2 separate regions of the Homo sapiens genome follow, and region 2 is linked to region 1. A link is a loop called in an ENCODE intact Hi-C map of the cell type or tissue named here. Cell type or tissue: dorsolateral prefrontal cortex. All regions are shown on one strand. Links, peaks and the distances in the headings refer to the core of each region. The heading gives the core; the rest is flanking DNA. Region 1 overlaps UNC5C (unc-5 netrin receptor C). Region 2 overlaps UNC5C (unc-5 netrin receptor C).

Region 1 (8,105 bases), core at 3,497-5,996:
AGAGAAGAGGTTTGGGAGGAAGAGAGGGAGAGAAATTACAGAATGAGAGGTTATATTAAAATTTTAACAATTTCATCTTTATGAAGAAGTTAACATGAAAAGCAACCTACACACAAAAAAAAGCTTAAAAAAATCAATGGTGAAAAGAAAGTATCCTGACTTTTTAATTAGTCTTTAAAAGTTCAGAGTTGAGAGTCAACCTCTAAAATCACAGTAAATTCTCTTATCACCATTAACCTTCAATACAAAGGGCTTTATAGTCCCCAGAATAATTTTTGAAATCATTACAATATTTTAATCTTAACCTCTTCTTTCTTTTTCTCCTAATAGTGAGTTTTTATCTGTGCTTGGAACTGCTGGGGAGACTATCCTGTATTCTATGTCACATGTTCTCGTAATTGTTCTATTCAAACACTCCAAGATCTGTGGTTTCTGGTCTTCTGCAATGCCAGGGACCAGAGCAAAGCACAAGAAACGAAAGTGCCCCACAGTTGCAGGCACATTTTCTAGAAAATTACAGTGTGTTTCATCAACACTGATGGGTACCTTGTCTTATCTTTGCCTGGATTCCCTAAAAGAAGAGCTCCACAGAGGGAGTCTGTGAATGTGACTCACCTAGGGACACCCACAGGAAAGGGGGAGAGTGAGATGGTCAGGATAGGGCAGAGGAGGGGCTGAGCAAGAATGTGGTCTCCACCAGAGGCAAGCTTCAGCCTCACCAAGCCTCTGGACCCTCTGGAGCATGAACTGCCCAACAGAATTGTTCTCACCTTGAGGAAACCTACCAGGCAAAGCAGCTCTTGCTTCAGTCAAAGGAGATTCCTTGGAGAGGGGAGAAGGGGGCAGCTGTGAGCCTTTAGCCGCCAACAGGACAGCAGCTGGGGGATGTGTGCACTGGGCCAGTAAAGGAGATAGGACAGGAAAGCAACAGCATCCACTGTGTGTCCATTCCTTAGAGATTTCCCATCACCTTTCTTTTGACATAACTGATCATCTCTGCACGTAGCAGAAACGGGCACTAGGATAGATGAAAAGTTATGACTGTAGTTGGAATGAAACGTGTCTATGCAACTGATTAGGGGTATAGCTTGTGAAAGAATGCATGGCTGTACTAGAGAGGGAGAGAGAGAAAAAATAATAAAAATATTAGAAATCAATTTTCAAAAAATTATTCTGCTAGTTTCACCAAAGTGACTAGGATGTTGCTATATTGGAAGTTGAAAGAACAAGATAATTAATAACAAAATAATTTTTACAATTGCTGTTAAAACCATGTACTACAAAAAAACACATGTAAACGTAGTCACTTAGCATTCCAATTACCAAATACATAATAAATCAAATTCAAACAATGTTACCTTTAGAAATAAATGTCAAAAGTATCAATCCCCTAATAAAAATTTTAAAAGCTTTAATTCCATTTCTATAAAAGGTTCACAAATAATTTATTGATTTTTTTTCCTGGAAGAAAAATAAGAAGAAATAGATGTCAGCCCAAGTAGAAGCCAACAAAATGAGCAGTTGGAAGTTTAATGCACGAGAGAAGTGATTTAAATTCTAGAAATTATCTTGGTCCTCTTCAGAGCACACAATCCTTTTTGCATAGTGATGATTCAATACACGTTTAAAAACATGTTGGAAAAGTTGAATTGAAATGGACTTTGAAAAACTCTATAGATTTTTGGTAGCTTTAATTCAACCAGCAATGGATGAAGCATCAGGAAGGCTAAGGGTGTTAGGGTAAGATTGAAAGCTGTGGGATCAGACAGATCTATGTTTCAATCCTAACCCTGCATTTAGCTAAGTTTGACTTTGGTACATTACTTCAAACTGGTAGAGCCTCAGTGCCTCATCTTCAACACTTCTCTGGGTTATTGTGAGGATTAAAAGAGATAAGACATAAATGATGCCTTGCATGTTTTATGCAACAGGGGCGATTATTATTGCTGCTGTTAGGGAGATAAGAAACATGCACTTAAGTGGAGGCTGCAATCTGTCAGGCAGCTGGCAAATATCCACCTGCATGCATGTTCTTTGGCCTGTCCTGCATAAGACATTTAAAATAAAAATTGAGATCTGGGTTTTCTTGGAAAACTGGAAGCTGCCACCATATTGGGCCCATATTCCTGCAGTGAGAACCTGGAGTCTTTTGTTTTAGACGGGACATGTGCTCTCCAGATCACCACACTTTCCAGCAGAATCTGTTGTACTACATTCAGCCCACTTACTCACGTAACCTCATTGGTCCCAGTAGGCACTGGAGCTTGCGACTGCCTGGTTTGCCAAGGAAGCATAAGACTCAGAGGCATGCAATATAAATCTGCATGGGGGCAGCTGAAGATGCAGTGCTGTGTGGTAGAAAGCAGCTGGAACCGGGAGCCAAGGAACATGAGTTGTAGCCCCAGTTCTACATTAACTCCTGTGTGAACTCTGAGCTCTATGGGGGTCTGTTTCCTCATCTGTAAAATATATGTTCTGGGTAGGTCAAGTTTCTGAACACAAGGCAAGTCAGTTCCCCATCTGGGTTTCAGTTTCTCATTTGTTCTTTTTTAAAAATGATGCCAAATTAATGGGTCACCGAAGCCTGGTTGAATTAGAGAAAGCCCTCCCTCCAAATGCTCCTGTCAAAAAAAGAAACACTGCACACAGAGTTGATGGGATACATTTGGAAGCTCAAATGCCAAAAGGAAGTTTAACATACATAAGAGCAGCAATTCTGAGAATGCACTCCCCTGTGTTGCTGGCCTAATGCATTAGTTCTAACTGAGTAAATAGAACTAATTGTTTCCCTCAAGTTTATTCTTCTGCCTAAAATACCTAGGAATGCTCAAGTACTAAAATAAATTATATCTGCTTTATAATTCTCTTTGAGCAAAATTCCAGCCATATACTCTTATAACTTTGCAGAACTACGTTTTGAAACTCATGACTCCAGGTACTTATCATTATTCACTCTTTCTATTCAGTCAAGATTTATGCTGGTGTTTTTCATTCTAGAAATTTTTAATCAAATGATTTTTGTAAATCCCACAAGATAAAAAGATGTGAAATACATGTAACTCGAAATGTGATACTCAAGTTCTCACCTAAGACAGTACATTAAAAAACCCATATTCAATTTTCATAGCAGTGTGCAAAGCCTATTTCTTAAAAAAAAAAAAAAAAAAAAAAGACATACACAGCTAATATATCTTGCCAAAGTCCAAGATACTGGATGTGGAAGTGTCAAGCAAATAAACTTTACAGAAAGTTACTGTCAAGGTTTTCTCTGTTTTGTGTTCTGTTGTTGTATAGAGTAACTACTCTACTCAAAAGTGACAGTCAATTAGTGACAATTCCCAGTGGTGGAATAAGAGCTAACAAGAATGGGAGGTAAGGGGGCTATATCAACTCTGGCAAAATAGATTCTAGGTTTGTCTTGTTCCCGGTTTAACAAATCTTAATTTCTAGGCTTTTTGAAAAATCATCTGTCATAAGAAGCCAACTGTGTTACTTTCTAAAACACATTTAATTTTAAAAATTCGAATAGGCTTAATGAAAGACTAAAGGTGCACAGGTAAAGCATACTCTGTTATTTGACATGGGCAAGAAGATAACTGTTCTGACTAATCAATTATTTTCTTCAAATTCATGAAAGGGCAACGACTTTTCAAAGACACAGAATATAGTACATTTAATTCTAAATCCACTGTGAGCATGATCTAACTTTTCCCCTAGTGATTAAGAAGGTATTACATGATCTTGCAGTGTCCTGGTAGGGTGATTATCCATCTTGTTTACCCAGGACAATCTCAGTTTATACTTGTAAAGGAACAATTATTAATAACTTTCCCTTTCCTGCACAAAAATGACCCAATTTAGGCAATAAATTATGTGGTCTCCCTACCTCTGAGTCACTATAATGCACCCAATCTTTCATGCAGCGCTGTAGATAGACAGACATGTAGGTTTAATAAGAATGAACCTGTTGAAGAAAATGCTCTAAAAGGAAGATTTACAATACAAAGTGTAAATAAATATTCTTCCACACTAATTTTAGTCAAGCTATACTTTAAATTTAAGTCTACTAAGCAATAACAAAAAATGGCCAGAAATAGGTTAAAATTACCAAATTAGTAAGTAATACAAATGTCTCATTTCCATTATCTATCAAGTTTTTAATTTGTGTCTTCAAAGGCAAATTAAATCCCAGAGTATTTAAATAATCACCACAAAAAACTATATTCTAAACATTGTATAATGAATTAAAGTTAAAAAAAAAGTTGAATATGGGGCCTAAATGGTCTTCTCATTTCCCAAATTTAAAATATGTTTCACAATGTGAATTTTGTTCTGTATTTCTATGAAACTACTCATGTGGATTGAAAAAAAATGATTTTAACATGGTTGTGTTACCAATAGTACAAAGTAACAATAAAAACACAAAAGAATAATTATTTCTACTAAGTCCTTAATAAATAAAATTAGCTGAAAGTTGAATTTTATTAAAAGAATATGTAGCACTAAAAGAAACCAATAATACAAAGCAAAACATGTCTTTAATACAGGCATAGTATGATAGCTTTTTAGGATAAAGTTTCAAGTTAAGTGACAATATTTTAAAAATCAAACGCAAAACTCTGTATTTAAATGAGTTAATATACCCATGCATTTACCCTATTCACAAACTTCCTAAAAATGAAGATCCTCAAACAAGTTACTTTTACAATCCAGTGACAAAAATTAACTGAACTCAAGAGATGCTGTCAATTTCAATTCCCAATATATTAGTAACAACAAAAACGCATCACACACGTTAATAGTATTTGCCTAATTTTACTTCACTTAGGACTTTGAAACATTTTTTCCTGCCTTTGACATTGTTTTATACTTCATGCTTAATAAATTGCATTTACTGGGAAATAATAAATTAACTCACTTTAAATCACAAAAATATACAACTGCAAATCAGGACTTCTGATCAGTGTGACCAAACTGATTTGATAAATTAAAGAAAGACTCCTGATACTTAATTGGTAAGCTGTGCAAACTTGAGTTTTTTTAAATATTGGAGTATTTCTCAGCCTCCGTCTTTCCTCATGGTCTTTATGTTGCTATCATATAGCTGTCAATTCAATACATAGTTGTGTGCATATATATTTAACATAGTAAAGATTTATAATTGCTTTTGTAATTACTATTTTTACCTATTTAAAGAAAAATGAAATTTATTTTTATGGACATATAATTTCCATGCCAAATGAAAAGAATGCAATTTCATAGGAATTATGCAAACTTTATTTGAGAGAATGTGGGGTGATTTTCTTATTAATCTAGAATATGAAGTTTCTTTACTTTTTTAATGCAATTGATGGAGAAATTTTTAATAAAAGCCTACCACAGGCATGGCTCTGACACTATATTGCAAAATCACTTTACACTATTCCCCTATATTCCTCCCACATTTTTGTTTTCAACATTCCTATTCCTAAAACTAGAAAATACCAGAGCTTCAGAAATATTCATGGGCATCCTATACACTGTTTACTCTAAAAATACTCTTAGTTTTTCCAAATGACAAAGACATAAGAAAAAGTTCAAAAAGCTTTTACTAGTGGGAGGATTACAGAGTAAGGAAATTGCAGTTCTAAAAATTATTACATGATCAAATTTAAAATTAATATATATCTCTTAACAATCTGTTTATGTTTTGAAACTTATTTGTGAAAGCTGTTAGGCAAAACATTCTTATGTTTTGAATTTAAAATCTAATTTTCAGAGTCCTTCATACAAAGTCCTCTAGCCCCTTTGATTTGAACTTACCTGAAGAATTCTAGTTAATTATAGAAATTTCTAAAACTGACTTTGAAGTAGTTCTACAGGCTGCTTGTGCTTAACTCTATCAATTTTCGCACCCATGGAGATTCATGCACTGGGGTCTCCCTCCCTTCATACGGCCTTCAAGGAAAAGGAGAAATATCTAACGTTGCCACCATTTACCTTCAAGCACTGACATCATTTTGTAAACATCAGAGGACCAATGAGACCATTACTCAAAATCCAAACAAGTTTTAAAAGACGTAAAACTGTATTTTAAAGGAGACAACAAATGTGCACAACTTGACAAACTCAAACTCTGTTGCTGAGAGATGTGGTAATGTCTGGCCTAAAGTGGCTTAGCTACAGAGTATGTAATAAAACAGCTAAATTTGGATTGGAGGCCCATTTTGCACTGCAGAAATGTAGTATAACCCTGGGAGAGCCAAGTAGAGAGCGACTCAAGAAATTAGAGACAGGGACTCTGTGCAGCTCCCCACTTCAAGGTAAAGACAAGAGCTGTTAAAAGGAGAGGCCCCAGGGAAGATAGGCTCTCAAGTTGAAAGGTGAAGAAAATGGAAAGAGGCGATGAGAGGATATAACTGTACATGGCTGTAACAAAACACTTCCAGTAGCCTCTGTGAGTTAAAAGAACAGTTCTTATTAAAGGCAATGAAAGTTGTTACTTGATTTTTTTTTCTGAAAATTAGGTAATAGTTCATTCCAGCAGAAAGTTAACAAAGCACATTTATCTCTCCTTTAATCTCTTCCAAAATATTTTTATTCATTTTTTTCATATCCGTTTACCAGCTTATGATTTTATACATTTTATCTGTAATATTTTATCATCCTGACAAGATTTTAAGTTTCTTAAAGGCAGGTACCATATGTTATGCTATTCTGTCTCATTTCTCTCTATGGGATATACTAACTAATACTTCCAGAATTGGATTCATCTCAGCTGTACTGATTTTTTTCCTCCATTAAAAAAACTAAACTGAATTGTGATTTGAGAGAATACATTACATGTATGTATTTATATGTATATATGTATATATATTTATATGTATATATGTGTATATATATTTATATGTATATATGTGTATATATATATTATATATATACATAAAAAATATATATATACAAAGTTCCACATCTATACTTCTAGTCACATTTATCCTCATATAAATTTTAGAATACCAGCCAGGTGCAGTGGCTCATGCTTGTAATCTCAGCACTTTGGGAGCCCAGGCAGGTACACTGCTTGAGACCAGGAGCTCAAGACCAACCTGGGAAACATGGCAAAACCCCATCTCTACAAAAAACTAAAAAATCAGCTAGGCAGGGTGGTGCATCCCTGTAGGTCCCAGCTACTCAGGAGGCTCAGGCAGGAGGGTTGCTTGAGTCCAGGAGGTCGAAGCTGCAGTGAGCTGTGACCGCACCACTGCATTTCGGCCTGAGTAACAGAGCGAGACCCTGTCTCAAAAAAAAAATGGTAATAATAAATTAATTTAAAAATTCCCTAGCGAGAATTCAATTACTTTGATGCTTTGTTACAACTACATAAACTGTGTGCCTAATGTCAGGCTTAGTTTAATTTACTTGACAATGTAAGAAAAAAGAATTCCAAATAAGTCAAAATATGCAGACAAATGACAAATCATAAAAATTTTACACTCCTTTTTTAATCCACCGAAGTTTAGGTAATTCTTGAATCTGTCTTCCATATTTGGTGTCCACTTTGAACAACAACTGAAATGCTCTGCAACTTGCATATATATTTTTAGATGGGGCTATCTTAAGTGTAATGCATCAAGTGTGACTTAAGTTTATTTTTATTTAGCTACAGAGATATTTTCCTTTACATTTTTGAGGGTTGGTCTCTCCTGGTAAATTTCCAGAATAAATTTTCTGTCTTGCTTTTAAGTGGGGCAAGATTCTGACATATAACTATTGTGGGAGCTGAAGGCATTTCTGGCAAGTGCAGTGAATGATTGACTTTTCCATTTGTTTTCATAATGATAAATATATAGTTAGCATTAGGCAGGAAAATAAGTATTTCCAAAAATATATGCTAAGCACATCTGGTAATGAATGGGGTCATACAGATATATCATGACTCCCCTCTCCATTAGGAGGTGTTCAGTTCCACAAAGTTCATTCACTCCCACAACAGAAAAACAAACACAAAAGTGTATTCTTACTTGGAAAAGAAAGAAAAATAAAATTCTTCATTTAAAAATGCAAAACACTACCAAGGCAATTATGTTTTGTTGGCTTTCTTTAGTCTATGCCTCATACAACAGAAT
Region 2 (8,105 bases), core at 2,169-4,668, 360 kb before region 1:
AGTTACTGAGAGAGGGGCTGTGGTCAGTTTCTTCCCCTTGAAGATGTTTCTTCCCCTTGAAGATGAGAATGATGTTAATATCCACTATCTGGAGTTGTTCTGAAGATGAAATGACATAATCCATGCACCAAGCATGTGGTAAGTGCTCAACTATAGTATTAACAGAAATTCATAGTGCCACTTTTCTTGTGGTTTATGATTTTTTTTATCTTTTTGTCAGCAACCCAAATACAGGTATAGAGACAACGAAGATAGGATTCATTCAGGGTACTGGTTTATCATGCAAACGCAGCAACAGGTCATGGAAGGTAAGAATTATTACTATCAAGGGGCTGATGGACCAGAGGAGGGAAGGAATTAATTAGAGGAGCTAACAGACCAAAAAAAAAAAAACAAAAAACAAAACAAAACAAAACAAAAACCCAGGTCCCAGGACAGGGAATCCTGATGGGGCGGGGGCGGAGGTGGTATCTCCACAGTTACTGAGAGAGAGGCTGTGGTCAGATTTCAGAGGGGGAGCAGCTGAGAGTGTGATCGCAGGAGGGGGTGAATTTAATTCATAGGCAACATTGTTGGTGATGAAAGAGGAACCCAAATCCTGGCCTTTAGATTTGTTGTCTTCGTGGATTTTGAAGGTGGCAGTCTTGGGAGAGGAAGGTTGTGAGGCAAAATTCTCCAGTGCCACAGGAGAATGGGAAGGGACGCAGGCAGTGAGAGGCAGAGAGAGGGGCTGGCCAGCTGAGCCGGGAGGCCTGACATGCAAAGCATTGAGTTTTTAATGCAATAATCTGGAATCAGCAGTTTTGTATGAGAAAGACCCCACCTGCCTCCCAGCTGTGGAGTATTTGAGATGTGGAAGGAGGAGGCTGTTGCTGCTGCCCCTGAATTGTCACCTCTGCGAAAGGGGAGGGAATGTGTTAGGGCTATTGTTCCAAGCATTGTGGACCCTGGAGGGCAGAATGAGAAGTTTGGTTTGTGAGGGGATCCATTGGAGATTGGATCAGGACCAGGGAAGCCCAAAATTGTCTGGGGAGTGGAGAGTGCAGGAAGGTTTGCGTCTGACGCAGAGAGAATGAAGAGTTTGCGTGAGATTGGTGGTGGTTAGCCAGCTGCACTTGTGTCAAAAGAGTGCATCCTGATGCTGGAATTCAGACTGACCTGCTTAAATTCCACCATTTTCCACTTTTTTCATTCTTTGGAAGTACATAATCTGAGCCCAGTCTTCCCACCTGTAAATTCCCACCTCTTCGCGCTCTTGTGAGGAACCAATAAGATGAGTGTCTGAATTATGTGAGGGCCCATGCCAGGTACATCACAGGTGCTCAGAAATACTGCTCTTTCCCCTTTCTTTCTTTTCTTTCTTTCCTTCCTCTGTTTTCTTTTTTTTCTTTCTTTCTTTTCTTTTCTTTTCTTTCTTTCCCTCCCTCCCTCCCTCCCTCCCTCCCTCCCTTCCTTCCTTCCCTCCCTCCTTCCTTCCTTCCCTCCCTCCCTTCCTCCCTCCTTCCTCCCTCCCTTCCTCCCTCCTTCCCTCCCTCCCTTCCCTTCCCTTCTTTCTTTCTTTCTTCTTTTTCTTTTTTTCTTTCTTTCTTTCTTTTTTTTTTTTGACAAGGTCTCACTCTGTCTTGCCCAGGCTGGAGTGCAGTGGCATGATCATAGCTCACTGCAGCCTCGATCTCCTGGGCTCAAGTGACTCCCATCTCAGCCTCCCAAGTAGCTGGGACTACAAGCATGCACCACCATGGCTGGCTAATTTTATGTTTAGTAGGGACAAGTCCTCACTATGTTTCCTAGGCTGGTCCCAAACTCCAGGGCTCAAGTGATCTCCCCATCTTAGCCTTCCAAAGTCCTGGGATTACAGGCGTGAGCCACTGTGCCTGGCCAATGCTGCTTTTTCTTCCTGCCATTAGTTTAGCAGGATCTACAATTAGCAACATTTAAAACCAGCTGAGATTTGCTATTGGTACATCTCTCCCACCTTCTGTACACCCCACTTCTGTGTGTCATGGGCTCAAGTTAAACTTTTCGCAGAACTCACAGGCATACTGACAGTAAATCTCAGCTGAGGAAAAAAGGTTATTTTGTTGGCATTGGTCATTTTGTAAGTTGCAAGCTTGTTGTCTCCATCTGGTCACAGCAGCAAAGTACAGATGACTGCACTCTCAGAAGTTTTGTCTCTGCAAAGTAATTTCTAATTTCTACCCTAGGTTCTGATCTGAGCTTAGCTGTGGGGATCTCTGGGGCTGCTGAAGGTTCTTTGCTTGGCACCTGTATGCTGGTACTGAGAGACAGGAGCAGAGGGAGGCCAAGCTTCAGAACTCTCCAGGGACCTCCACTGAGAGACAGGGGCTTAGGTTGGGCCCTCAGTGAAGTCTTTGAAAATGCTTGCATGCCATCCTAGGTAAGGCCTTCTCAGCAGGAATCTCAGCTACCAAAGCTTCTAATTAGGGGTTAGTGGTCTGGTAACAGGGCTGAGCCTTTGCCACCATGGGTTTTCTATGTAAAGTACAGTTTTTGTTTGTGTTTTATTGTTTTCATTGTATTTTCATTGTTTTATATGGAATTTGAGTTCTCTGGCTCAGCTGCAGCCCTTACATCTCCCTTTGATTTTACCCAGGTTCCAGTTTATATATTTCCATTACTTCCTTAGCCTTGGAGAAACATTTGAATTCATGATCCCAGCATGGATTGTTTTAAGTCACTTTCTTCCAGCCCATGGCATGGACCAGCTTCTCAGTGCTGGGCAATTGCTTACACCCTTCAGCCACGGAGGCTGAGGGGAGGGGTGGGGGCAGGTGGCAGTCCATCTAAGGAAGTGTCTCCAGGTCGTTCTCTCATGGAGGACAGGGCTGTCTTTGATTCTAGTCTTCAGCCTCACAGCTGCTTCGCACCTCACAGCTGGAGCCCTTGGCTTGCTCGCCCTAAGGCAGTGGCCAGCAGTCCTGTACCAAGCTGAACTCCTCTGCTGGTAGTTGCTTACCTTTCATTTCCTACCTATTAGTATAGTTGTTTGCAAGCTTCATTTAAAATCAGATCTCTGGGGGCAGGGCTTGACACTCTATTTAGAAGCTCCCGCCCCAGAGAATTCTGCAGAAGTTCTAAGACATTGGTTCTCACCCTTAACCGCTCATTAGTACCACCCGGGAGCTTTTAACACCCAAGACCCAGGCTACCCCCAGACCACTTCCATCAGAATCTCTGGAGGTGTGACCCTGGCGTTAGTTCTTAAGGCCTCTCTGGTGATTCCAGTGTGCAGCTGATTTTTTAGTAGCACCATGCTAAAACCTCATCCTGTGCCTGCAGGAGGTTGTGATCACCATCCACGCAGGACCCAAAGCCTTTCTGTCCCACCGAAGAAACACGTGGCAGCTCTGAACACGCAAGAGAACCTTGTTATTAAGTGAAGGAGGCAGCACTTTGTTGCTTATAAATATAATTTATTACCTGTTTAAAAATTCTTTCTTACATTTTGTACATGTTGGCTGACAGAATAAATGCAGGCAATTTACAAACCAAGGGGACTGCAGGGAAAATCAGGATTGGCAGCCAGGGAGAGAAAAGAGGCACACCCGGAGCTGGTATCCCTCACCTCCACCACTCAGCAAGGCGCCGGACAGATATCCGGAGGGCACTCTGCCTCTGCCGGGGGGTTTTTTTAGAAAAGGAATTGCATAGAAGATACAGCAAGAGGGAACTCCACAACAACAAAAGTGTTCCATATCGGAAAAGCCAAGGTTGTCATGTTTTGTTTAAAAAAGAAAAACGACAAAGCACAAAACCTCAATCCGACCTTTCTGCAGTTGAACTGTTCCAAAGGGGACAGTAGGTGGATGACACTGCCTCTTCAACACGACTGCTGGGGATTTTTCTCTGACAAACATTGGTGTCTTCTTTACAAAGAGCAAAGAGGAAGGTCACCAACTTGCTTCAGCTCAACATTAAACTCAACACATATAACACCATGACATCACACACACACAGTGATGTTCCCTGCAACTGGGCTCGATGCATTATGTCTGGAGGGCGAGGGCTGCGCTACCAATGGCAGATCTAGGAAAGCGTGAAGAAGAGAATGCAAATCACTTGTTCCACTGTTCTGACTGCTGTACTTTTTCTTGTCCATGGCCTGGAGGAGTAGACATCTGAGTTTTTACCCCTACATGTACAGATGCCATTTGTTACTTTCGGGATAGAAAAGGCAAAGGTATTTTACACCAGCTGTAGATTTCTTGCTCTTATATGTCACTCCGAACAGAGTTGTTTTAACATTGAGAACCTATGTAGCTCAGGTCCCCATTCTCTGATGCTGCCTCCATAGTGCTCAGGATCAGAGGCCAAAAGAGAGCCCATCAATCCTTAGGCTGCTGATCAGCAAAACCTGCCTACAATTCATCTTCTACACACCAGTACTGAGGGTTATTCCACCCCGGATCAGCGCCATCAGGTTCTACAGCTGGTCTGATAGTACTTAGTCCAGTAGACCTTTGGAACTTAAAAATGACACACAATTTAGACATATTTGTAAAAGACCCTTAAATGGTATGACTTGCAATTTATATTTTTGTTGAAGGACAAATCTGAAATGGTATGTTAAAAGGCTGGCATTCAGTAGCAAATACTATGGCAGGTGGGCAGCTGACTATATCTCAGGGTAGCTTCCTTGTTTCTACTCAGAAGCTAGTTGGGCCACAACTGTCACGACATTCTGCAGAGATTCCCAACCTGGGATTCCAGAAGATCTCTGGACAGGTCCCTTCAGTAGGCAAGCGTCTGAGTAGACAGCAGGCTGATGAAGAGCTGCTAATAATTGGTGGGCTTGCTGTGCCAGTACACTTGCGGAGTACCTGTTGGTTTGTCCTGCTGATGCCCCCCAACCATGCTAAATAGGTCTGAGGCACACATTACATTTGGTTGAATGAGCCCGTTAATATCCTACCACAGATGAATACAATGAGGTGACAGGAAAACCTAGGAACCATGACTTATGAAGACTGGCTGTTAAAGTAGCATTTATGAAAATGGGGTAAGCACAAGGCTGATAAAACTAAAGGATCTGGAAGCTCATGGCTAGACTTAGTCTGCAGAGAAAACCCACCCAGTTCTACACAAAGCCATCTCCCCACTTTTCAAAAATAGGTTTTTCACACTAGAATTCTGGAAATGACTTCATTTGGCTTTCCTGGCCTGTATGGATATGGGTTTACATAACATTGGTTACAATATATTTATTCCCCCTTATGCCTTATTCCATTAAAAAGAAATAATTAGAGATGCAAAGGAAATCTTCCAAAGTGATCATTACAGCCAGAGATTATACAAATAGATATCTTAGGGTAGAGAAACATTACTTCATTGCCCAGAGGCAAAGTTCTAAAGATTTCAGTCAATACTAGCTCAGCAAGGTTAAAGAATATATAAAAATAATACAAAAAGAAAAATAAAAGCCAAAGAGTAATAGTTGGTCCTATGAGGCACTCGAGAGGTAAAAAAATGTTTTGTTAACTTGAGATAATAAAATATTTTCCTTATTAGATCTATAAAATCTAATGCTTATCAACCATTATCTTGAGCAATGATGTACTGCTTCACAAAAGCTCTTCCATTCTCAAAGAAGATGGATAAAGTCCCATTTCATTTCAGCTGTGTTTCCATGGGACCCCTCTCATTCATTAGCCTTGGGCTTACACTGAGTTCTCCACATGAAACTGATGACTTGTCCAGAACAACTGCCCAGCAAAAGCTAAGACTCATTCAACTTGAAGGCTTGAAAACCCAACAAGTAAACCTTTTCTACCTTCTTTATGCTCTCTTGCAAGTCCTTATATAGGTTTATATTTTCCTGGCCCCATAGGGGCAGACCTTATAGAGGCAAAGACCTTTGAATTCTGGGGAGATGGTGATCACCTTATTAACTCCCTTCTGCATACGTGGATTACAGAGGAGTAAGCAGACCAAGAGCACAGCTGCTGTGATCCTGACAGAGACACACAGAAGGACACGAGACAAGAGCCTTGTTGCTCTTTGCCAGGAGAAGTGAAAAGTCTTGATTCCACCCTCAAAACGTTGACTTTTCAGATACCTTACTTGTAGGAAAAAATACCTTAAAAAAATTACTGGTCGCATAGTTTCAGGGTGTCCTGAACTCAGTCCCCACGACTTTTTTCTCCTGAAAATCGCTCTACTTTTTGATAGTTGAGAGACTTAAATCTATAAAATAGTATATATGAAAATGGCTAATGATTATGCAGTTTGATATTGAACACCTCACCCAAAAGTTGTCCAGTTCTTGAAGAGCCTAACTTGCTCACAGCAGGATGGGGGTTTTCTGCATAGCAGAGGTGACTGTTCATTTGGAAGATGCCGTTTGTGAAACAGCTGTTAGCTGTGAGAACCTTGGTGTTACACAGGTTTGTCATCACCATGCCAGTTATCAATTCTGAATCCAACTTCTATTCCTTCCAGATACATTAAGGAAACTTGAAAGAGTGTGATAAGAAGAAAATAAAAACAGGATGAAACCTCTGCCTTTGGATTCCCAAATTCAGCAGAAAAGAAGCTGCTTTCTTCCCTTTGATTAACAACCCCAATTTTCTCTTCCCTAGACATAGTATTCCATTCGCATATATAAGACTTATTTCTTTCTAAGCAGATACTTCTTACATTTCCAAAGATAAATATTAAGGAACTAAAAGGAGATTTAAAGTATACAAACCCCAATGAAAACCATAAGTGTTAAAAATGACAACTCTTCAAAGACTGTTTTATATAGATTTTACATAGTTCTGTTACAAGAAGCAACTGAAGATATGTTGTGTATGAATGAGTTGATGTACTGGGCTCACAGTGACCTAATATTGAGATGAGTGATGCAAATGAAAAAAAAGTGAGAATAAGAAAATTATAAATTTGAAGTGAAAATTTCCCTACATCTGTTTGTCATAAAGGTCCTTGAACTCTACAGGTTTTCATTCCCTTCGTCAAACACATTCTAGTGAATATTAAACTCAGGTTAGATTGTGTTGTACACCACTAGATGGCAGCATGCACAAATGATAGTTTTTTCTATCCAAATGAAACCAGCCAAACTGCCTCTCCAGCGGTGTAGAAAGAAGCAGGATGTATCACATAGAATGGTTGATGAAGTGGCTTCCTATGAAATGAACTGTTATATCTGGACCTTCTAAGTTTGAAAGCAATCTAACAGCTATTACTTTACTCCAAAGGAGAAGGAAATCAGAATTTGTAGTGAAAATTATTTGGTATAAATAGTGTATGTATGGAAGTTGTCATTCACTTAATAGGAAACATTAAGGGTTCTGACAGATGAGTACCTCACACACGAAATCAATCACTTTTCCCTTTTCTGGTGGTGGGAAGTTGAACCAAAAAAGCATCTGAAGTGAACCCCAAGGGTTCTCAGTGACTTCAGTAAGACAAACAATTCCTGTTTGTGTTCAATAGTTCTGTGTTGGTGACTTTTTAGTCAAAATAAGTTTTTAGTAACAGTTATGGAATTGATTCATGTTCATAGCTACATAGTTGCTCCCCTCTAGTTTTCACTAGGCATAGAAGTTTCTTTGACCATTCAGTTCAGATTCTAGTTCTTGATTTCCATAGATGATTCCACAACCCTGGTACTGATGCGTAATCTTGACAAGTTTATTTCAAAATGTAGGAATGGACAATAGCTCTCTTTCCTCCTCCTCCTTTTAAAAAATGTGTGTGTATAACTGCGTGTATATATATTTGATTTTTAATTTAGAATACAGTTTTACTCATTGCTACAAACATCCACTGAACTTGTTTATAGTGCAATCTCTCCCTTCCCCAGTCAGTGTACAAATATTTTAAATATGGAAATCCTAATGCAGGGGGTGGGCTGAGAGAGATTTTATAGAATATATGTATGTATGTCCAAAACAGAAGATACGGAATAAAAAGCATGAAAGAAAGAAGAGGTTCCATAGCAAGGTATCAGCAGTTCCTCAGGGATGAGGATGGCGGAGGCATCAAGGAATCTCAAGATGCTACCAAAATAGGAGCGGAAACATGGAAAGATGGAAGCACATGTATAATTCAAGTCTGTTCAGCAACTTGTGTGCCTCCAG

The links. Peaks named below come from ENCODE experiments on the same cell type or tissue, not always from the same donor. Only the 100,000 strongest peaks of a DNase experiment are listed, where the experiment ranks them.
Region 2: a loop joins it to region 1, with 6 times the contacts of the local background. A loop is called at or near these places in 10 of 110 quality-filtered maps.

What each region holds. Positions count from the first base shown.
Region 1 is chr4:95,522,448-95,530,552 of GRCh38, forward strand. All of the region lies in intron 1 of UNC5C (unc-5 netrin receptor C), which reads right to left. Among named protein-coding and RNA genes, the nearest start is that of UNC5C, 22 kb to the right of the region's middle. In dorsolateral prefrontal cortex, for the core only: no CTCF peak of the experiment used is centred there; no DNase peak of the experiment used is centred there.
Region 2 is chr4:95,159,091-95,167,195 of GRCh38, forward strand. UNC5C (unc-5 netrin receptor C) reads right to left here. Exons shown (of 16, transcript NM_003728.4): 16 at 3,414-8,105. Among named protein-coding and RNA genes, the nearest start is that of UNC5C, 390 kb to the right of the region's middle. In dorsolateral prefrontal cortex, for the core only: no CTCF peak of the experiment used is centred there; no DNase peak of the experiment used is centred there; H3K27ac peaks cover 1,846 bases.